Regions from separate parts of the Mus musculus genome. Here region 1 is linked to region 2. A link is a loop called in an ENCODE intact Hi-C map of the cell type or tissue named here. Cell type or tissue: heart. All regions are shown on one strand. Each heading gives the region's core, and the rest is flanking DNA. Links, peaks and the distances in the headings are about the cores only.

Region 1 (11,158 bases), core at 5,053-7,552, 64 kb before region 2:
GTAAGCCAAACAAACCCTTTCCTCCCAGCTCGTTCTTTAGTCACGGTGTTTCGTTGCAGCAATAGAAACCCTGAGTAAGTGCCCACCCCGCCCCCCAGTTTCTACCATCTTGGTCTGACTCCCTTTATATGAGCCTATGCCCCTTCTTTCTAGATAGCTTCACTTCTCAGTTTGATGGTTTCAGGTTTGCGGTAGAGGAAGAAATGAATGACAGTTCCGAGACCTTCTATAGAAAGGTCTGGGCCAAGGAAGGGAGACTTGTAGTGGTATCATTTGAGTGTGAGGCCAGGAAACAACTTAGTCTTCTGCATCTCCGAAATTACATAGGTTACAGAGCTTCATTGTATCCCTTTATGTGACTATAACTTATGATGCTGTATTTGTGTATTAAAATGACTAAATATAAATTCAACAATGTTTTTGAACTTGCAGTCTTTTCAATCTGTGCCTCTGTTGTAGCTGATGTCCATTTTGGTCTGCATACACACACACACACACACACACACACACACACACGGAGCGAGAGAGCGAGAGAGAATTGGGGGGGCGGGGGAGGGTCTTACTTTATGTTTTAAATAGGATCTCACTGATTTACTAGCACAGGATTCAAACTCCTGGTCTCAAGTGATCTTCAGAAGTACTAAAATTACAGGTACACACCACTGTATCTAGCTACATTTCTGCTGTTACTTATTTAGTTATTATTTTATTTATTTATTATTTGAAACAAGGTCTTTCTAGGCAGCCCAGGCCAGTTATGTAGCTAAGACTTGAACTTGAAGTTTGCCTGCCTCTGCCTCCCAAGTGCTGGGATTAAAGGCATGGGCTATCATACCTAGTTCTGTCTGGTGTTCTTCTTAAAGAAAGATTACTACTAGTTAGAGATGACAGATATGAATTTCAGTGGCTTTGTGTGGATACCACTTGACTCCATGACATTTATGGGGCTGGGGAACATTCAGGGCTGTCTTGGGCTTTCCTGTCACAAGGCTGGTGACTGGAAAGATGCCTGTGAGAGTGGGGAGTGAGCCAGGGGTTTCTGCTGATTCTTCAAACTGAGGGAGGCCTGGCCTGAGGGTGTCGGCTCCAGGACTTACTGGGCAAGTGTCAGATCGCAAGCTTGGCCAATACTTATGAATCATCTCGAATCTGCCTTCCCTACTTACAGCCACGGCAAATCAGGAACTCTCTTCTCTGAAAAGGGACTTAATCTCTGCTTCAGCCCCCAGTTTGAGATCTAAAGGTTTGTTAAAATGGGAGTTGGAGCTGATATTGTATAGAGTTCAGAATTATTTCTTAGAGAAGACTTATCCTATCCACACCCGTCTGCTGATAACTTCACAGGGGTTTGTGGACTTGTGATCAAAACAGAAACCCAAACCAGGCATTTTTATTCTGACCAGCTTTTAGTTCATATATAGTATTTCCTTTAAGCGTGACTTTAGTGGCACAGTCCATACCCTTTGCAATGACCAGAGAAATAACAGGAATTTCCATGTGGTTCCACCGTGGCTGCATGCTGCAGGCGAAGGCAGATTCCTTTCCGCTTTCCTTTGATTTCCTGTTAGACCTGCCACTCGATCTTGCTGGTCATTGTGTGCATAAAGATGCCCCGCCTGAGGTGACCTGTGACCATATCTCAAAATTAGTTTGGAATATTGAGTTAGTAACTTACGATATTAAAATTGCCTAAAACCAAAACCATTTAAAACCCAGAAGGTTCTTGAAAAAGTCTCCAGGCCTCAGTAATGTGCCTGTAGAGAAAGGGCACACGGCATAGAAAGACAGACCTGGCTGGAACAAACATAATCCTGCCTTCTGATGATGTCCTTGCCACCGGCCAGAGGCCGTCTGCCTAGGCCTTGCAGGAAAGTAGCTCAATTTTGTTACCTAACAGAACTCTTCCCAGCCTTGCAATGTGTTACCTACCTTCAGGTAGATAACATAAAATATGTTCTCCAAGGGGGGGAAAATCTAAAAACAATTTATTTAAGTTATAAAAAGCTCCATTATTGTTTTTATAAATAAAGAATTAATTCATAGTAGGAAATTATATACTGTTTCTTGGCTAAAAACACTAATGTACATTTGTTTGGTTTAAGAGGTTATTTTATAATGTTTTGGCAGTTGGATTGGGCCTTTACAGCCTTGTGATGACGTCTAGGAACAGAAAAAATGTCAGTATCTTTAGAAGATCTCACGCCTTAAGGTTTTTTGGCTCTCTGGTGTTCTGAGGCAAAGCAGCCCTTGGAGCTTTTGACCTGTGTTTAAAGAAAAATGCTGTGAAAATTCAGTGATAAGACTTGGCACACACATTGCTTGCATTGGGCTTCTGTGGGTGCAGCACTGTAAATACCAGGGGTGAGAAACTCCCTTTAGCGATGCCTCAGAGGTGCGCTCTCAAAGCACCACGGCCACGGCAGCAGGCGCTGATATTTATTGAGTACTTAACAGGGCTGAGCATTTCATACCTGTTGTCTAATTTGATTCTCTCTACAACCTTACAAGGCTGCCCTTGTCCTTGTTTAACAGATGAAGTGGCTGGTTTGAAGAAGCTAAGCAATTTATCCAATTGCTAGTCTTGGCAGCTTTACTTTGGAGCATTTTCCTGTGGGTGTGCTCTATTTGCACGCCTCTGCCATGGTGCTTGGCTTGGCATTGGCCACAGTCACGATTCCTAGGTGTGTTGCATGTTCATTCTCCAGATTAATGGGCGGTGTGTGGTAGACATCCATAATTATTTTAGCCATGCAGTTTGAGTGGACGAGCTCCCTTAGCTGTGGCTGCCCTCCCAGGGCTGCTGCTTCAGGGTTCAAGCCCAAAGCACTGTGAAGCTGCCTCAGAATCTGATAGCCAATCCTGTCTGTCTGGGAAGGAAACCAGTTCTGGTTGTCTAAAGAGAAGCTGGCGGCTTTGCCAGGCAAAAAGATCTGTAGGTGCAAACAGAGCTCCAAGTATTTTATTGAGACCCAGATCCATCCCCTTTCTTTTCCTCCTTTCCTCCTTTCTTACTTGCTTACTTAGAGATTTATTTATGAGGGCCCCAGGTATGCTAGGCAAGAGCTCTACCACTGAACCACACCCCTAGCCCGAGACCTTGATTTCTGAGACACAGTTTTTTGGCACTTTTTATTTATTTTCTTTCTGTGGTATGGATGCCTTTGAATAGTAAGGATGACACAGTAACTTTATTCTTCTTTATTGAGTGTATCTCTTTATTGTTCTAATTTTATAAATTCATGTCTTGCTAAAATGAGCAGAACAGACTCCTTAAGACAGTTGTGAAGAAGACTCCTCCCCATCTTGCAGACTTCCTGTTCTCAGCTTCATGTTTGCAGCCTCTGTTTTTGTGGCCACTGTGTATAACTGTACAATCTTCTCAACACATACATCTCTCCCTTTGAAGGGACTTCCTGACAACAGATGAAACACTCTTAGCCTTGGCATGTCCTTTTAAGAGTGACTGTTGCTCTTGGTAGGTTGTTCATTGGAGCCATATTTGGGGCACAGGGTAAATGGTAGAGTTGGATTATTATGCTTTTAGTCAGTGGCCAGATGAAAGAGAGGCCTGGGTATTCCTTTGTTTAGTAACCCATTTGCTACACACAAACATCATCTAATGGTGGGGGTGTGCTTGAGAAATCTGTCATGTGATTCATGTCACAAACCTAAATGGTACAGGAATACCAGACAGCCATGTTACACACCTGGAAGGTCTGGATGTATGTATGTATGTGTGTGTTCATTCTCTTGTTTGTAGTCATGATGACAGCTGTACAAGATTAAATTAAGCACAAGAGAACATGAGGCAATCAGGAGACACAGTAAGCTCCAAGTATTTAAGACAGCAGAGGGGTTATAGTTTGTGTGTGTGTGTATGTGTGTGTGTGCTATGAGCAGTCATTTATCATCAAGTGTAATGTCCTGCATACAATTGCACATGCATTTACATATGTGGCACAGTCGGTTCCATGAGCATCAGTGCCAGGGTGGCTGTGACATTACCAGTCTGTAGGATGTTTGTGTTCCAGTGTCCCCTAAGAACCACTGTAACTTACGTGATTTGTCAGTGACTGAAATTTCATTATGTGGCACATTATTGTATTTTCCGTCAGCTTGTCATGCCTGAAACAGGCAGATAGCCTACCAGAGGTACTATTTAGATTGTACGTTTTAGAAGAAGACATGTTTTGACTGGGTGTCTTTGTAGGCATGTGTATTGGATGTGGCAGGCCCAGACTCCAGACTCACAGAGCTTAGTAGTAGGCTGTGTATTTTCAGCTGCTACACGTGTACTGTTTATTACGCAGTGTCAGGTGACTAATACAGGATACCAGAGTGGCCTATTTTTATTACTTCTTGGTCAGCATTTGCTACCAAGCATGACTCTTCAAAATTACTATTCTCGTTCTCCGTGAGGTTTTTATGGTGTTTCCCCTAATTTTTTCAAGAGTGCAGAAAATTACTTTACGGGGTACCTTTTTTTTTTTTTTTTTTAGCAAAAGGGTGAAGAGGAGATGTTGGAGGTGAGGGCCAGTTTGAACCAGTGGGTGTGAAATGCCGCAGCACTCGCAGCTTGAGGGGCACAGAAGGTGTGCAGGCCTTCCAGCTGGGAACTGTGTGTGCTGAGGGCGTGGTCCTGGAGGCACTGGAAGGAGTAGGAGAACTTGGTCTGTTTTAACCTGCCATAGATACCTTGCTCTCTGAGGGCTCTTTTCCCTTCCCAGAGCCCATCTACACTGTGGCCTGTGCTAGGAACCCAGGGATGGGCTTCTGCAGACTGTGCTTGCATCCACACACCCTGCCTCTGCTCCCTCATAGGTTTCAGGCCCTGCATTCTGTTGCCTTCTGTAATGAGGTCTGTTAGATTTATTACTAGTTTTAATGTCTACAAGTTAGTATAATGATAGACTAGTGCCTTTGTTTTCAGGGGTTTTTTGTTTCTGTTTTTGGATGCATACTGTTGGTCAGACTCAGGAGTGGAGGGAAGTGTTGGTCTCAGAAGCCTGCTGTCCTTTAACTCCTTCCATGTGGGTTGCACATAGGTGCACATAGGTCGCTGTGTGAGGTGGATGGTGCTCAGCAGCACACGGAACCAGGGGCTGCTGCTTCTGGTGCTGACTGAGCATAATTCCATCCACAAACCTTGTGTCTGTGTTTAGAGGGCCTGCGGGGGTTTTATTCCCTCTGTGCGCTTTGCCATTGCAGGGATTCTGTGTGGGTGAAGTCCACTCTCACCTACCAATGCTGAACGGTCGTGCTCACCTTCCTCTCTCTAGAAAGAGGAAGCCTGGAGTGTTTGATTGTGGAGTCCTGTCTGTTCCTTTCATTAGATCCCTTTTACTTTAGTGGTGTCATATTTATTGTTGTTGAGCCACTGTAGGCAACCCCATTTAAAAAGTAGAGAAATGTATTAATGTAACTTCCCATTCAGTTGTTACTGTAGGGCAACTGCCAGCATAGTCTGCTCGTGATGGACAATAAAAGCTTAGAAGTTGACATTGAGTTAACTCGGTAGGACTTTATTTTTTTCATTTAGCCTTGTTTCCACAATAGCTTAACTGCTGTTTTGTGGAAGGTATTTTTGTAGATGTTCTAGCTTGGTGCGCTGATAAGACACATTTAGGAATATCTCTTTCTGAATGTGTAGAACAGTGCTTGGCAAATAGCCCCTGGACTGAATCTGTCCCGCTACCTTTTGTGTGATCAGCCGTATTAGAACACACCCTGGCCAGGCATGGTGGTACATAACCCTAATACTTGGAAGATGGAGGCAGGAGGATCAGGGATTCAAGGCCAGCCTGGCTATGAGTCCCTGTCGCAAAGAAAGAAATACACAAAATCAAAAAAGAGAAAAAGAAGACAGCTGGGATTGGTCAGTTGCATGCTGCTTGTGGCCGCTTTCGTGGTAGCATAGTCGTGGTAGCATAGTCGTGGTAGTGTAGTGGGATTGAGTAATTGTGAGCTTGTGACCCACAAGGCCAACACACTGTGTTTTTTTCGCTCTTTCTGGAAGAAGCCTGTTCACCCTGTACGCCGGAAGTACAGATCTGAAGTGTGACAATGCTGCTTTGGAGCCTTGCCTGCCCCTTTCTTGGCACCATAGCTCTGCACTGTTTTCTGGGGCAAGAGGAGGAGGCAGCCTTCAGCAGAGGGTTTCTGAAACAGAGTGGTTCCTGGCTTATACCCGATGTCTTAATCTGTAGACTTGCTTGTTTCTTCATGGAAAATTTGAGGTAAATTTCAAAGTATTATCCTGTAGAAACAGAGGGCAACCTGTGTGCGAGCACTACAGATATAGCACCCGTGACCCCCGCAACCACAACTGAAAAGTAAAAGGAAGCAGACAGATTTTAGTGGTATGTGGATGAACCCAGTAGAACCCATGTCATGCCAACATATAGTCAGCGTGTCAATTTACTACATTCCAACCCCCCCCCCCTTTTTTTTTGAAGACTGCAGCGTTCCCCCTGTTATGTGTCTTACTCTGTAGCACGTCACAGCTGGAATAGCCATATCCTGAGGAAGCAAGCCCCCATAGTAGGCAGCCCCATCCTCTGATACCAGCTGGCTGGCCTATATAATAGTCACCCCCAATGCAGACTGCAGGACTGGTACATTCCTCCTAAGTTATGAGCACTTGGCTCAACAAGACTGCCCCTCCCCGGCCCCCTTTCAGATGCTAGCTGCAAAAGAACCGCCGCTATTTCTGACTGATCAGTTAATCAGTTAATAAGTTCCCATGCCTTCCTCTTCCTGTTCATGAATGCCATGCGACAGCTGCCAGGACTCAGGAAAGGCCCCGGGTCTACCTGCAACACCACATTTTGCAGAAGTCAGTTACTGCTAGTTTGTTAGGGGACATGCAATTCAGGAATGGCAGGGGACAAGGATGCACAGGCTGTGTGTGGCTGGGGCAGTGAGTGGCTCCAGAGTTTTTACAACCTTTCCAGTTTCCTTCAGAAAATCACCCCAAGGGGCTCATTAACCAGGGAGTCCCCAATCCAGTGTTTAAGAGTTAAGACCCAGTTACTGTTCATCTCTCCTCTGAGCAAGCAGTGGAGGCAAGATCGAAAGACCCCCATATTATGTCCCATCATACGCACAAGTTCAGTCGTGGCCTTTTGTGGCCCAGGATCAACTATCACTCTGGAAATTCTGAGGTTTTCTGGGAGCTCTGTCTGGAAGCCTAGAACACTGCCCAGAGATACTTTTTTGTATTATTTCCATGACAGGGCAGCACTAACTCAAGGCCCACCCATCCCCACCCCTTCCCCAGCTGGCAAGACCTATTTAAAACACTTCTCTGTGAGCAGCTGAGGCTTGCTTATTTTCCATTCTCCCTTGCCCTTGTCTGAGTAATTGTGAATCTCACTGCACTGGTAACTCCCCCACATCTTGGTTCTCAGGAAGCAAATGCAGGAAAATATAGTAACATTACTAGGGATCTTTAAGCGTAGCATTGTGACTGTGCTCACAATAACTTGCTGAAGAATAACCGAGCTGTGGAAGATAAGTTTCCCTGTGGGCTTTCCGAGAAATAGGTTATGTAGCTAAAACTCTCTCCATCCTGCCCACTGTCCTTGTGGACGGTGCGCAGAGCAGACTGACATGGGAGCTTGTCTCATAACCGTAGCGCTCTGGATCTGCTCGGCCTCATCTAGCCAGGTTTGGTGGATAGGGTGTGTGCGTCTAGGTGCTGCTGGTAATTAACGTAGCAGAGGGTTTTGAGTTCTTAGTGATGTCTTTAGCCTCTCTTTGCCTCCTGTGGTGCTTCTGCACGGCGTTGTTTTACCCCACATGTTGGGAATAGAAGCTGGGGCCTTGAGTATACTTGGAGGAGAACGCTCGATCACTAAGCTACACTCACTTGGCGTTTTAATGTTTATTTTTTAGGTTTTTTTAATATGAAGCTGCATTCAGGACTAGGAGCCAGAGCTCTGTCTCAGATCTTGCCCTCTTCAGTCAGCCTGTATCACGTAGATTGTTTCTTGATCCTTCTTCTCTAGGAGAGAAGGTCTGTAGATGGATAGTTACAATATGGGTAAGGTTGGGTAGAACATTTGTTTAACTTGCGTGAGGCTCTGGGGCCCAGCTCTAGTGCCACACAACAAACCCCAGAGCAAGACAAGCAGAGCGGTGCCTTGTGCCGAGCCTTATTTAAGCCTTTTCACAGGAATGGTGTCGCAGTAGAATAACCGCTATGGAATTAAGCGGATCCTGGCCGCTAAAGGGGTGTCTGAGAGGTTTAAGCATTTCCTACTCTGAGCATGTCTTTGTACAGATGCTTTAAAACTGAAGAGGGTGGCTGATGGCCTCTGAGTGTCTTAACAGCTTCAGGAGGAAACACACTTGGTACCTCCTCTTATGGCGGACATTCTTATGAAGGGTCGCACCTGTACCTGCCTTCTACTTTGCTAGTGGGTGAAATACACAGCGTGGTTGTTTCTAGGTAATTAAGAGGCTGGAAACTTACACCGTATGTGAGTGTGTTTGTGTAAATGATGGTATTTAAAATAGTGTCAGTGGAAGCAGGGGGCTTTAGAAGCAGAAGGTTAGTAGATCTGCTTTAGAAAGAAAGGCCAAGGGTCTCTAAAACGGTCCTGACATAACTCAGAATTAGACTGCCTGTGGTATCAGCAGGCAATAGTGCCTGGGATGTGGACAGCAAGAGTAAATTGAGTTGTTACTAGTGGTGTGTGTGTGTGTGTGTGTGTGTGTCTGTCTGTCTGTCTGTCTGGGTGGGTGGGTGAATATGCATACCTATGTATGCCCAGGGGAGGCCAAATTCAATGTCAGACATCTTCCCAGTTTGCTCTCCACGGCGTCTCACTGATTGGCTAGACCAGCTGACCATCAAGCTCCCAGGATCCTCCCATTCATGCTGTGCTTTCTCCAACACTGGGAATTTAGGCATGTTCCATCATGCCTGGCCTGGGTGCTAGGATCTAAGTCAGCACCTTCTTTTTGCTCAGCAAGTACTTTACCCACTGAGCCATTTTTTTCCCCCCTGGCTTGTGAATTAGTTTCCATTATTTTAAATATGGAGATGTTTAGCAGGTTGGTAAAAATATTTTTGGTCTTTTAAAGTAGTTCAGCTCTTGAAGGAAGTCATTCTAAGGAGTAGTCTGGGCTTCACGCGCTGGCCTGGCATCTGATATGCTTCTCGACCGCTCGTTATCAGATCTGCTGTTAACACTGTGATTCTGCCGTTTTATAACTGATCGTTTCTAGTAAGAAACGTGGGGCCTGGTTTGGACAGATTCTTCAAGAGTACTTTCACTCTTATTATGCCCCTTAGGTAGAAACCAGTATTTTGTTATGACTAAAAGAAAGTTTTTAAAAGCTAATATTTCTAAAAAGGAGGCAGTTCAGGTTTTCTTAGAGTCCATAAACCTTTCTAGAAAAAGCTGGATACCTAGCCATTTTCTTCTGCCCAAAGTCAAAGTCTTGGTCTCAAGGCTGTCTTTCTGCTCTTGGACCTACCTGCCATTCAAATCTGTATTTTTTTCCCTACAACTGTTCCCAGAAGCCCCCAGGGCTTTGACTTCCCCTGTCCATGGGCACTCTCAGGACTACCTATCAGTTCCCCTTCCCTCAGTTCAGGCTTGTAAGATGTCTGGGAACTCCCTCACCGCCCAGTGTTGGGGAACTTCGGCTTATAAAATCCCCCTTTTCATTCACTCTACTGGAGGCAGAGGAGAGGCATGCAGGCAGATGCTGTTAAGGATGGCAATGTGGTGGCCTGGGGAGGCTGAGTGATTCATTCTGGTATCTTCCCAGTAGCCTCTCAGAACCTCTTGGGAGTACTTGCTCTTTTTAATCCCTAGTTTGGAAACCAAAGCCTTACTTGGACTGTTGACTTTGACCTCCTCAAGACTCAGCTCCAAAGTGAGCTTGCATACTTGGTCCCAGAGGGGAACACACCCAGCTTTTGCATGCATAACACAGGACCCTATCATCTGCCTGTGTTTAATAAGTAGAAGGCTGAGATAAAGGATCGCATTTGTTGTGTTTCTCCCTGGGACATTGTTCTTTCATTGTAACCCTACTTAGACTTCATCTTTAGCTATGGACCATGTTTCATACCAACTCTTCCAAGAGTGACCTAATGTCTCCTGTCTGCGTTCCCTCTCACTCAGTACTGGGACTGGCCAGTGCACTGGGCAGTACTGGATCAGGGCTTGCATGTCACTCTTGGCTTAGCATACAGTCATCAGTGTAGAGGAAATGCATAGGACAGTGACAAAAATATTGCCTCAGAACCTGAGACTTCTTGCCCTCTCCTGCATGCCAGACTCCTAATCCCACCTTCTGGCGTTGTCCTGACTGCCTCTGCTGTCATCTCCTTGTCCCAGTGTGGGACTTCCCCTTCCTTTCAGTTATTACAAAGGCTTTCTTCTTAACAAGCTTTCATTCCATCTCATTTCTTCACCAACAAATTGTTCCCTGCTCTAAGCAGATCTGCCCTCTCACCTAAGTGAGGAGTTCCTGTTTTCCTCGGGCCATTGCCTCACTCAGGAGTGTTTGCTCTGCCTCACCTCTGTGTTACTCTGCGCTGTACCTGGAGCCGCTGGGGCAGGTAACCAGTTTGAATAGAAGTGCTCCAGTGGCTTGGTGGCTGACACAGTCTGAATCACCTGAGGAGCCTCGATGAGGAAATGTCTAGATTAGTGTGACTCGTGGGCTGCTGTGAAGGATTTTCTTAATTGAGTTAATTGAGGTAGGAAGAAGGCACACCCTGAATGTGGGTGGCACCATTTCACGGGCTGGGCTTTGGACTGACAAAGGTAAACAAAACTGCCTCAGGTGCTTGCCTCCTGACTTCCTTCAGTTGGCGGATGAGGAGCTCTGAGCCAAATAAAACCGTCCCCCCTTAAGAAGCTTCTATCAGGGTCTTTTCTTTTCTTTTCTTGCAACAGGAAATTAAGCTAATCACATGGTACCTGCCATATGTGGTTCTTCAAATAAGAAGTCTTTCCTTCTCCTCTGGAAAGTAGCCTATGGTATAGACCATGTCTTTGGAATCCAGATTCAGGCAGCCTCAGATGGAAAAATCTCAGGACGTGGACAGTGTAGTTAGATCTGACACAATTGCTTCCATGTGTACCTGAGATCTTTTTCTTGTCATAATTCCTTAAAGGATATATTCTCATAT
Region 2 (11,158 bases), core at 3,326-5,825:
CGCCTTCTGGTGAATTTGAACCCCATATATTCTGCTTTCTAACTCTGTGGACTTAGGTGGGTCACTGAACATCCCAAGCCCCCCTTTCATCGTTTCTAAGTGCATCTGTAGATAACATCTATTTCAAAAGGTTCTTGTGGGCATTTGATGTACTCATCCTTATGAAACACTGTGACACGGGTCTCAGTTGGCTGTCACCATGCACTCCTTGACGATGCAGATGGTACAGGGCACTCACTCCTCTTAGGGATATTATATATATTCTCTTTTATGTGTGGTGTGTTTTTCTGTTTTAGGAAGGTGGAGAGACCTTGCCTTTTGTCATAACTTAATTAACTTAGAGTTGGAACAGCCACTAGGTTCCATAGTGTATCCTAGTTAGGATTAAAGTGTATTTGCTGTAATTAGTAACAGTGCTGCAAAAAGCCACCAACTGGCCTTTCTGTTCCCCAACAGGAGATCAGGGTCCTGCCAAGTGCTGTCCCATGAGTTGGCCGCTGGCAAGTCCATCTACGCACATCTTGAAGTTAATCAAGAATTTTAGTTGGTTCTATAACCCATTCATGAGTCAGTCTCTATAATGCAAATGGGCTTTTGCAGATCACAAATCAAGGACCAGGAATACTTCAATAAATTGAGAATATAGGATGCTCCTGTTTTCAAAGAAAAACTCCTCACTGAGACCAGCTTCCTGTTGCTGCAGGAGTAAATGCCCACAGTGCGAATGTCCTAAAACAGTGTCCCCTACTTCACTTGTGGTTCTCAGTTCAGAGTCCTTACAAGTTCCACTAGGTGACATTACTCGGTGTCACCAAAAGCTCACTGCTGGGGCTCTAGGACAACTGTCTTTTCTGCTGTCTGGAGACATCTCTTGGCTACAGCATAGCATCCTTAATTCTTTCTCTGATTCTCTTGCCTCAGATTAGCAAGGATGATTGTAGCTGTCCAGAGCCTGCTGGATCATCCAGGATTATCTGCACATCTCAGGGGAAACAGTTCGTGAACTTACTTCATGTTGGTCTTGTAATCCAACAGATTTGTAGGTGCTCTTTATAGGATGCAGACACATACTCACCACATCTTGCAAAGCCTGCGTTGAGTGAGTTTTTGTGAGTTGATAGTTGCTATCTTCCACCATCTAAGGCATGATATGTTACATAGAAAAAAATATTCTAGAGACCTTCCATGAAGTTGTTACATAATTTGAATAATTCAATTTTTGTTGAAAATTGGCATTGGGATGGCATCTGTCTCCATTTGGTCTCAGTTTGCACCCTCCACCCCCTGTTCTCTCTGTCTTACTCACAGGCACACACTCTGGTATGTCTGTATACACATGCACACAGATGTGTTTTTCTGACATTTCAAGTCAATATCCTGCCAGTAAAAATGTTAGGCTTGCTTTGCCCTCCTGCTTGTCTATGTGTATGTTTTGAATTTTGTTTGTGAAATCCTATGTCTTCCTTCTCACATTTAGATTGGCAGTCCTCCAATAGTTAATCTTTATTAAGACCTTTTTAATCATTAAAACAAACTAAGTCAATGTTGTTATTATTCTTTTTAAAATAGTATTTTTTCCTTAGAGATTTTCATATATGTTTGGAATATAGTTACACACACCCCAGCCACCCTTTCCATCCTCCCGTCCCTTCTCATGTAACTTCCAGTTTTCCTCCTTTTCTTCCTCTTGTTCTTCCTCCTCCTCCTCCTCTTCCTCCTCCTCACCCATGAATTCCAGTTTGTATTGCCTGACCGATATGGGTGCCGTAGTCCTGGTGAAGATCCTGGCTCTGTAACTACACAAACCACTCTATCTCTAATTCTCAGTCTCCTAAGAGATGCTTTCCAGAATGGGGTCTGTTCTCTGTGTTAAATGAGGGCTATCATGTGCCCATCCCATATCAGAATTTAATTCCCATGCCAGGGCTTCTTAAACATTTCCCTTTACAACCTCATGCTGCTGGAGAGTAAGTTTGCATAGTAATGAGATGAGCTTGTTTATTTTTCATGGAGAATTAAATCTCTACTTAGTATTTGCTTTTACATAATAAAGGTCATCCTCTGATAAAGAACGTTTTTCAAAGTTGATATTTTTATTTTATAATCATCAATGCTGCGCTCCCTGCTTGACATACATTGTACAAAGTAGCAGAAGTGTACATGGGGGCCATGTCTGAAATTGTTGGAGATTCTGTTGGGATTGCCAAGTCTGAGCTTTTAACACTTCTATGAAGCTCATGCTTGTGCTAATTTGGAACTTCCATGGAGAGAGGACCAACAGCAGGGACCTGTTAAGGCTTCTCCCCCGTGATTAAAACCGTTCGGCTACTTTAAAAACAGAAGATTTTGTATGGACAGGAGGACTCTCAGCCTAGTCTGGAATCTGAGCGGAGGTGTTTGTATAGTGTGTTGCACATAACGGTTTCCTGCAGGAAGCTCTGATTCACTGGGGTGAGGACCTTCTTGATTCTCAATTACTCTTTGGTTACACATTCATAAATCTTATTGTTGCCAAATGGGCCATGACCTTCATACTTTATGCAGTCCCTTCTATGCTTCCAACTGACAGTTTAAAAGCTGATAGAAGATCTTGCCTTGGTTCTTGTTGTATTCACAGATTTGACCCAAGGGATGGGATGAGGGCACAGGAGAAGATGAGAGGGTATCCTGGCACCTGGCCTTTTTTGGGAGGTTCTGGTATGATTGGCAGAGGAAGGGCTCCCAAGCAGTGCCAACTCCCATAAAGGAAGGAAGGAAGGAAGGATTTGTTTGGCCTGGTAGTTCAGAACAAGATAGTTCACCGTGGCGGGGAAGGAAGGGCACTGGAAGCAGCTTGGTTTGTGGCCTGACCAGGAAGGAAGGCAGGGAATACTGGGGCTCAGCTGCCTTTCACCATTTTTTTTTCCTTCTGTATTTAGTTCAGGATGCTAACCCATGGATTGGTGCCACCCATGTTTAAAATAGATCTTCCCTCAACTAAACCTCTCTGGAAACACCCTCATAAAATTACCCACTACATCCTTGTGCCTCATTAATGCCCTGAAGGTTTTCTAGTCCAGTTAGGTTGACAATTTGAACACCACAAGGCACCCAAACACAACACTTGGACTGTACCATTTTACCCCTGTCCCCAGAGGCTTGTGGCCACCTCTTAATGCAAAATGCATTATTCTAACTTTGAAAGACTTCATACTCTTATCTCAACAGTGTTAGAAGTTCAAAGTCTTTTCCAAGACTTGAGACAAATCTTAGAGCATAACAAGGAAAGATCCCACTAAAACAAGACTGAATCCTAGCCAGAAAAACACCAAGTCTTGCACCTCCGTATCCCGCATCTGGGACATCTGGCCCCTCTGCCTCTAGTTTGGCTTCCGGCAGTGCATGTGGCTTTTTCTTGGCTACCTGCACTTGGTGCCTGCTGCATCCCTTAGCAACTGCTGCACATTTCTGGCCTCTCCAACACCCTGTTCTGTGGCTTAGCAGGAAGCTGTGTTTTTATAAGCCTTATGCTTTCAGCATGCACTGAAATAAACGCATCCAAGTCCTCTCATAACGACTGTTGATGCAGAAGGAAATTCAGTAGAGAGCGTTGGTTGGCTGGATATCAACTGATTTACATGATGATCTGCTCCTATTTAAAATCATTTTGGAAATTATATAATTCGGCAGCAGACCTGGTATTTAAATGGAATCCCCTCTGAACCTCTTTTTTATTACTATTGTTCTTGTCCTTGACTTTAAAGGAGATGCTCACTTTGATGCGTTTCGGGTCTAATCTGATAGAGAAATCAGATGTGTGTGCTACAAGCTATGGACTGGGGGGAGGGGGGGGGGTCCTCTGACAGCAGGTAGTTAGCTATCTGTCTCCAGCTTTGAGAAGAACTTTGAGTAAACTCTACCCTCTTGCATATTATGTGCATTATGTATACACTTTACAAGAATTTTCATTTTCCCAAATGATTTTTTTATCTAATATGGTAATTCATAAGTGAGAAGATACATATTATTTTTATGTGCCTGAATATGGTAGAATGTGTCATTCATGCCTCCATGGGTCAGGTGCATAGGTTTCCTGTGACTCTGAACTCATGAGGTAAAATCAGGGGAACTCTGTCAAGAGGAGAGAGGGGTTTGGGTCACGTATCCTGTCATTACTCCTCAATAACTGAAGGGTGTGTCCAGTCAGTAGAGGGGCTGACTATGACTTTTCTGCTGCAAGAACACTTGTGCATTTTCTACCTGAGAAGGGTACAGTTGCTGAGGTAGGTGGTACCTCTGTGTATTGTTTTCTTTCCTATCTAGTACATCCCAGATTGACGTCATCGGATTTCTACTGTTTGTTTTAATAAGAACTAGTTAGGAGACAGCAAGGCAGACTGTTCAGGGGTTCCTACAACAGAGTTCTACAGTCAGGAAGACAGTTCAGCTCCCCGTGTGGAGATAAGTGGGAGTTTACAGCCAGAGGGGAGGAGGAATATGCTGTGGAGGGTCCTGAATGAGCTCATCTAACAGGAAGCTTGCTGAAGGAGACCAGGTGACCAACCGTCACATGCAGCATGGTGGGAGTCTAGGAACCTGCTCAGGTGTCAGGGCTGGATGGTTCTTGCTAACACTGGGTGATCCAGAGATGGACACAAAAGCAATAGAGAGCAGGGTCCCAGGGACTTCAGTAAAGTTTGCTCAAAGGAGACCCTATGTCCAAATCCACCTCGCTGTCTGCCTTCAATTCTAGGAAGCATCTGCGTTTCCTCGTGCTCTTTGCCTAGCACTTAAGTAATCCACTGACAGTTGGTTTATCAGGTCACCTACTGAAGGCTATCTTTGTTTATTTCCCAGTTTGGGGAATTATGAATAAAGTGGTAAATATCTAAGTGTTGCTTTGTTTTCGAGAGTAATCTTACATTTATAGGAAAGTTGTATAGTTATTTGTGCAGAAAATTAGCCCTTAGCTAATTTCTCCAGTGTTGAAATATGATATTGAATTGTCAAAACTAATTAACATGGGTACATTGCTGTTGTTTAGGCTTTGTTTACATCTCAACAGTGTTTTCACAAATTTTCTTTGTATATTTTACTCTCCGTCTCAGGATACCACATTGGCATTAGTAGTACATTAAGTGAATCTGAGTTTAAAGCAGTAGTTTGAATGTGTTATATTTACTAAATATCTTCAAAATTCTCAGCATATGCTGAGAATAGGAGTGTAAGCGTGTCAGCTATAAGGGGCCAGTGTCACTTGTCAAATGAGCACTTTAAATATGAGATTATTATTTTGAGTGTTTTTCCCCCCAAGTTTGCATCTAGCTTCAGTAAAACGTGCAGTGTGTTTAATGCACTGAGAGGGGCTGCAGGCTTTGATTACAAAATGTTGTTTCTCAGCAGCATTAGAGCTGACGGGTAGGTCATTCTAAGGGCAAGTGCTTCAAGGGGCTGGAAGGACACTGGTGGCAGTTGTGGTCCTAGGAGCTGTCGTTGACAATTTTTCAGATCTGTCAGAGGAGAGGTGTTCAGGTAGCTAATGAGCATCTTTAAATGTTTTGCTGGCAGAAGGACTCCATGAAAGATGACAGAAGAAGTCATTGTCATAGCCAAGTGGGACTACACTGCCCAGCAGGACCAGGAGCTCGACATCAGGAAGAACGAGCGGTTGTGGCTGCTAGATGACTCCAAGACGTGGTGGCGGGTGAGGAATGCTGCCAACAGGACAGGCTACGTGCCTTCCAACTATGTGGAGCGTAAGAACAGCCTGAAGAAGGGCTCCCTGGTGAAGAACCTCAAGGACACACTAGGTGAGTGTCCATACCCACAGGAACACTCGGGATAGCACTGTTGCTTCAGCGTGTGTGTATCTGTATGTGCCTGTGTGCGTGCGTGTGTGTGTGCATGTGTATGGGGTGTGTGTGTATGTGTATGTAGTGTGTGTGTGTTTTGGGGCCAAGTGTTAATGTTGATAGCCTCTTCCTTGTGTTTTATATTGAGATCAAGATAAAGACTCTCCTTATCATTTTCTGGATAAGTTATACAGTTTGGGATCTTGGGTAAATCAACTCTTCTGTGTGCTATGGACCCCTACACAGTTGTCTGTCTCTTTGTAGAGGACCCTGACTTAGAATCATGACAAGTTCAGTAGTTTTTCCTGTCAGTGTGCCAGCCTTTTATCTTACAAACTCCCGTGCATTGGCCTCTGTGCACACAGAAGGAGAAGGCGCTTTCCCCTCGTCTTAGTTGATAGGATATTTTATTCCACAGTTTCAGGCAGTTAATGTGTAGTTGTGGTGATTAGCAACATGACATCAGAAGCCTCTCAAATGGACCCCTCCATCAGCCCTGTTTGGTTATCTCGTTCTTCACAGCTGTGCCTCTTTTCTTCCTCTGGTATATTAGTTCCTTTCTTGTCACTGTAACAAGCTGCTTGAGGTTAGGTTACTTTATAAAGAATAAGGCTTAATTTGGCTTACACTCATGGTCCAAAGTCAAGTGGCTGTGTTTGTATTGCCCTCTTGGCAAATTTTCAGTGTGGTGTAAGTACAATCTGGCAAGAGACTAGGGGAGATAGAGAATTGACTGTGTGTGTTTTCTGATACTGTTCCCTCTGTAAACACCAGTATTTATGCAGTTTCTATCACCCAAAGGCCCCACCTCTAACCACTGTGATAGGAACCAGTTTCTTCTTTCTTACATCCTCTGTAGGGGATTTAATTCAGCACACGGTAAGGAGATACATTCAAACCACATTAGTCCATAGTACCTGGTCAGACAGGGTCATACCACAGTGATGGGCAACCACACCTGAATGTGCACAGCGTGCTCACCAAGCGTGGTTACTGCTTCAGATTATCTACGAATAGAATCGGGAGGGCTCTGTGGAAGGACAGCTGAACTGAGCTGACAGTTTACAATTGTTGCCTCCTCAGGTAAGTATAAAGTTGTTTATAGGCAACAATGGCAGCTTGCCACTTGAGGTTTGTCATGGAAGTGAGCCAGTATCCTCACCTGGGCTAAGTGTCTATAGGCTTTCTTTGTGTGTTACTGAAAGAGGATTAGTTTCATTGGAGGGGGCAGGGTGAAGGAAATATGGGGAAACTGAAAACAAAATCACACTGAATGTGGTGGGTGTTGCACAGTCCCCATCTTCTTCCTTGTAGAGTCTATAAAGATCAGTGCGCACTCTTCAGTGGGTGAAGCCTTCAGTCATCGGGAGGTGTTTTGTGCTATGGTTGGTTTTTTTCAGAATGTGTGTGGCTAATGTAGACGCTGAGGCTGCTGGAAAAATTCCATTGGTTATTAGCATTCTAAGTCTTTTTCCACTGAACTCTCTCCCTTGTGTATTTTTTTTCCTTGCTTGAGACAGTCACTGGAAAGAAATGCTGCTGTCCTATTCTTAGGACTCTTAGTTAAGTATGATAAATAAAGAAGATGTTGAATGGGCTGGTGCTTCAGTGTTGTTCTGAGAATATTTGATTTTCTAGCCTCCTCTTAACACGCCCTCTGTAGTAATGTTGAGCATTGTTGATATATTTTGCCTTAAAAAAAAAATCTTGAGAAGTCTATAAACCACAAAATGCACAGGACTTGGAGGTAGAATAAGTGAGCCCCCAAGCCCTCAAGGGCTGCAGTTGACTTTCTTAGAAGGAAAGATAAGGCCTCGGTTGGAGCTCCAGCCTTATCTTTGCCCAGTGTATTCAGATTTCCCTGAGTGCGATCAGTTCCTCTTGTTTCACAACCCTAGTTACAGAGCAAACCAGCACATCTTCACCCTGGTGCTGGGCCGGCTCCCCTGTCACTGACAGACCGCCATCTAGCCCTGCTGGAACACTTACACTGCTAGAAAGGGCCAATTCCATTTTTGGAGAATACAGATTGTTAGAAAGTGCTTCCTTAAATAGAATCGAAATTTTACATTTCTCCGACTTCCTCCCCTTGGCTCTGACTCTGCCCTCCAGGGCTATGCCAAGCAGAACAAATCTCTTCAGTGAGTGACAGCTCTTCTGTGAGCTTCTGTCTCAGCTTCAACACATCGTTCTTAGGAAACATTTGCATTAAGCATGAAAGATTGCAAAAATACAGATAAGCTATGTTTTAGATATCCATATTTATTAATAGGAGTTGATTTTCATAGCCAAGGGGCCTTGGGATTTAGGGAGAAGTAGCCTGATTAATTTTTTTCCACATTTTATGTGTGCATGCACATACAGAATGGGGTGTACATGTGCCACAACATGTATGTGTGGGCCGAAGACAGCCCATGGGCATCTGTTCTTTCTACCATGGAAGTCCCAGGGATTGAACTCATCAGATCTTCAGATTTGATGGCAAGCTTCCTTATCCATTAAGCTACTTCACTGTCTTGCTCTCCATTTTTAGTACTTTGTTGTTGTGGTCTGTTCATTTGTTTTTATTACCCGTCATGATCACCTTTGCCATTGGACAAAGAGAGACCTGGTTATCTTAAGTACAGGCTTCCTGTTGAGGCAGTACCTAGAAGAAGGGGAGGCATCTTTACCACGATCTCTATGTGCAAATCTCTATGTGCAATCTCTATGTGAAAGAAGCAATAGCTTCTTTCCTCTACAGCCTGTCTTTCCCCAGTTTGTAGGCCACAGAAAGTTGAGAGTTCTTTCTGTAATTCCTCCTGTCTCCCAGATATCCCTTTTAATATAAACCCCAGAGACTAAACGTAACCATTTGGGCTTTTCTGTGCCTATCCTTGGTCTGAATAATGCCAGGGAGACTTATTTTTTTTTAACAATGGTTTTGGCCTTATCTTAGGCTTAATCCTCAACTATCTTTTATATTAACCCATTTATTCTATTAAAAGGTCTGCAATGCTGCCGATACCCTCTCCGTTTCATACTTCCAACTTCCTCTGTGGCTTGGTGGTGAATCTTCTTGTGCCTGACTCTCTTCCAGAATTCCTTCTCAGTCAGTGTCCTACCTTCTAGTCTGCCTTTTGCTATAGGCCATAGGCATTGTCATTTAACCAATCAGAAAGTGCCTTAGGCAAGCAAGGAAGAACAGAGACACTTCTTGACATAGTATGTATAAACATTTTATCCCTACAACTGTTTATGGCTTCCTGTTTAGTTACAGACTCTGGTGTGTGCTCAGAGTTGAGTTTTAGATTGGAAAGTGTCTCTTCTGTGGGGAGGTATCAAAACAATACTGACTTACACTGCCTACCCATTCTTGTAACTGAGTGATGTCATTCATGTAGGCTTTATACGGCTGTGGGAATCCACCTGAATCTGAGGGCCATGGTAGAACCCCCATAGTTCATTCCCAGTTTGAAGTAAATCACATAGGCGTCACCAACAGAGCCACAGTGCTGTGAACTGAGTTTCTATCTGTGAGGAGAGGAGATGGTGGTGTGGTGGGCCTTACCTCTCCTCCGTTGGAAACTTATGTCTTGTGTTTTCTTAGAGCTGCTTGAAGGCAACAGTATATTTGACAAAAACATCTCTTCAAAGTATTAACATTCTTTTCTTTTAATAATTTGTAGTTGAGTAAAACAATCTTATCTTACATTTTCTTTCTTGAGGGCAAAACATTTATCCACTGGATCTCCTTTCATGCTCTGATCCTGATCATGAACAGTCAAGAAAAAATTTCCATGAAGAATAGGGATTGTCAAGAGCTGGTTCAGCAGGCAGTGTTCTGACATCTCTGAGCTCAGCAGTGAGTCAGCCCAGGCTACTTCTGGCCTTGACATTACAACTTGATCTGTATAACTGAATAGGCCAGATATCAGCCTTATGCTAAAATATTTTGAGATGGAGACCCCCTCCTCCCCAGAGATAACTTTCAAAGATTTCTCTGCAAGTGCCTCAAACACAATTTTTGTTACCATTCTGGTTTTAGCTAGAACCCACCACAGCCCCAAAGGAGTTGAACCATGCCTGAGTGACTACGAACAGTAGACAAGTTAAGCAGAAGCACTGTGGCCTCTGAAAGGATGAGAGGAAAGTGTGTGTGTGTGTGTGTGTGTGTGTGTGTGTGTATGTGTGTATGTATGTGAAGAAAGGCAGAGGTCATGAGTCAGACATACCCTGATCCAGACCAGGGTGGTACATGTTTTCTTTGCTTTTACCAAGTTCCCTCTGGCAGCCCTCAGGTCCTAGGATGCTTCCCTGTCAGGGGATCCAGCCTGGTATGGGAGCCCTCTGGCAGATAAGGACCAGAGCTGTGTGAATATTAAAGTAAGTTTTACAGTGAGTTCTTAGGGAATATTAAGGATTCAATGCCTCTCTTGTGGAGAGAAATTATACTTATCAGTGACTTTCATACTTCTGTCAGGTTTGGTTTTAAAGTTTGAGGGAACTAGTAAAGAAATTTCTTTATGTAAAAGTTAAATGTTTAGTTTAACACTTGGCATTCTTATAACTAATCCCACCAAGACAGAAAGGACTTGCCTTGTAAGCTGGTCTGGTCTTGGCCTTACCATGTATCCCAAATGACCTTGAATTCTCAGCAGCCCAGCAGTCCTTCTTACTCAGCTTTCTAAGTGCTGAGATTATGAACATTAGCCACATGTGGCATCTCACGTTTTCAACATTAGGACTACAGAGTCTTTCAGGGCACCATATGCAGACTTCATGTTTGGAGAAAAGTAAACTAGTTTGTGTACTGATTATCACACCTCTCTTTTGGCTGGAATGGTCCCCTGTGAGAACTGTAGGCCAGATCACAGGGCCAGGCAATTTCTTGCCTGTTAGTACCATTAGATTTTGCTTGTCTTCAAGCATACCTGTTTCCCACAAAGGATACTTAAAACTCCTTTAGTCATTTTAAGTTTTGTCAGTGAACTAGTAGTGGGTAGGAGCCAGGTGTCTGTCACAGAGTGCCAGGGCCACTAGCTGCCTGCAACACTTATCTGATGAGTGAACATGGAACAGCTTTCAAGTCTCACCGCACTCTACCCTTGCCAAATCAGCTTACCGCACATACATATTTCCTGTCAACAGTAAAGATGCCAGAATTCTGCCTAGAAAGGATTTGGGAGCTTCATAAAGCAGGAAGGGGCTCTTGAGCCAGTGGGCATGCTAATATGCTTTTTTGACTTAACATTGAAAGACATAGGTTGTTAAGCAAAATGTGTGTAGTCAGTTGGAAACAGAAAGGTAACACTACTCCTGCCCTAAGAGTGACCCTGTGTCCTCCC

The links. Peaks named below come from ENCODE experiments on the same cell type or tissue, not always from the same donor. Only the 100,000 strongest peaks of a DNase experiment are listed, where the experiment ranks them.
Region 1: it touches region 2 in a loop (2.0-fold over the local background); 4 of 42 quality-filtered maps call a loop at or near these places.

The regions. Positions count from the first base shown.
Region 1 is chr1:43,461,793-43,472,950 of GRCm38, forward strand. The region is part of intron 1 of Nck2 (non-catalytic region of tyrosine kinase adaptor protein 2); the gene reads left to right. Among named protein-coding and RNA genes, the nearest start is that of Nck2, 22 kb to the left of the region's middle. In heart, for the core only: no CTCF peak of the experiment used is centred there; a DNase peak (open chromatin) is centred at 6,079.
Region 2 is chr1:43,528,005-43,539,162 of GRCm38, forward strand. It overlaps Nck2 (non-catalytic region of tyrosine kinase adaptor protein 2), which reads left to right. Exons shown (of 5, transcript NM_010879.3): 3 at 5,548-5,789. The coding sequence starts at 5,564. Among named protein-coding and RNA genes, the nearest start is that of Nck2, 88 kb to the left of the region's middle. In heart, for the core only: no CTCF peak of the experiment used is centred there; no DNase peak of the experiment used is centred there; H3K27ac peaks cover 472 bases.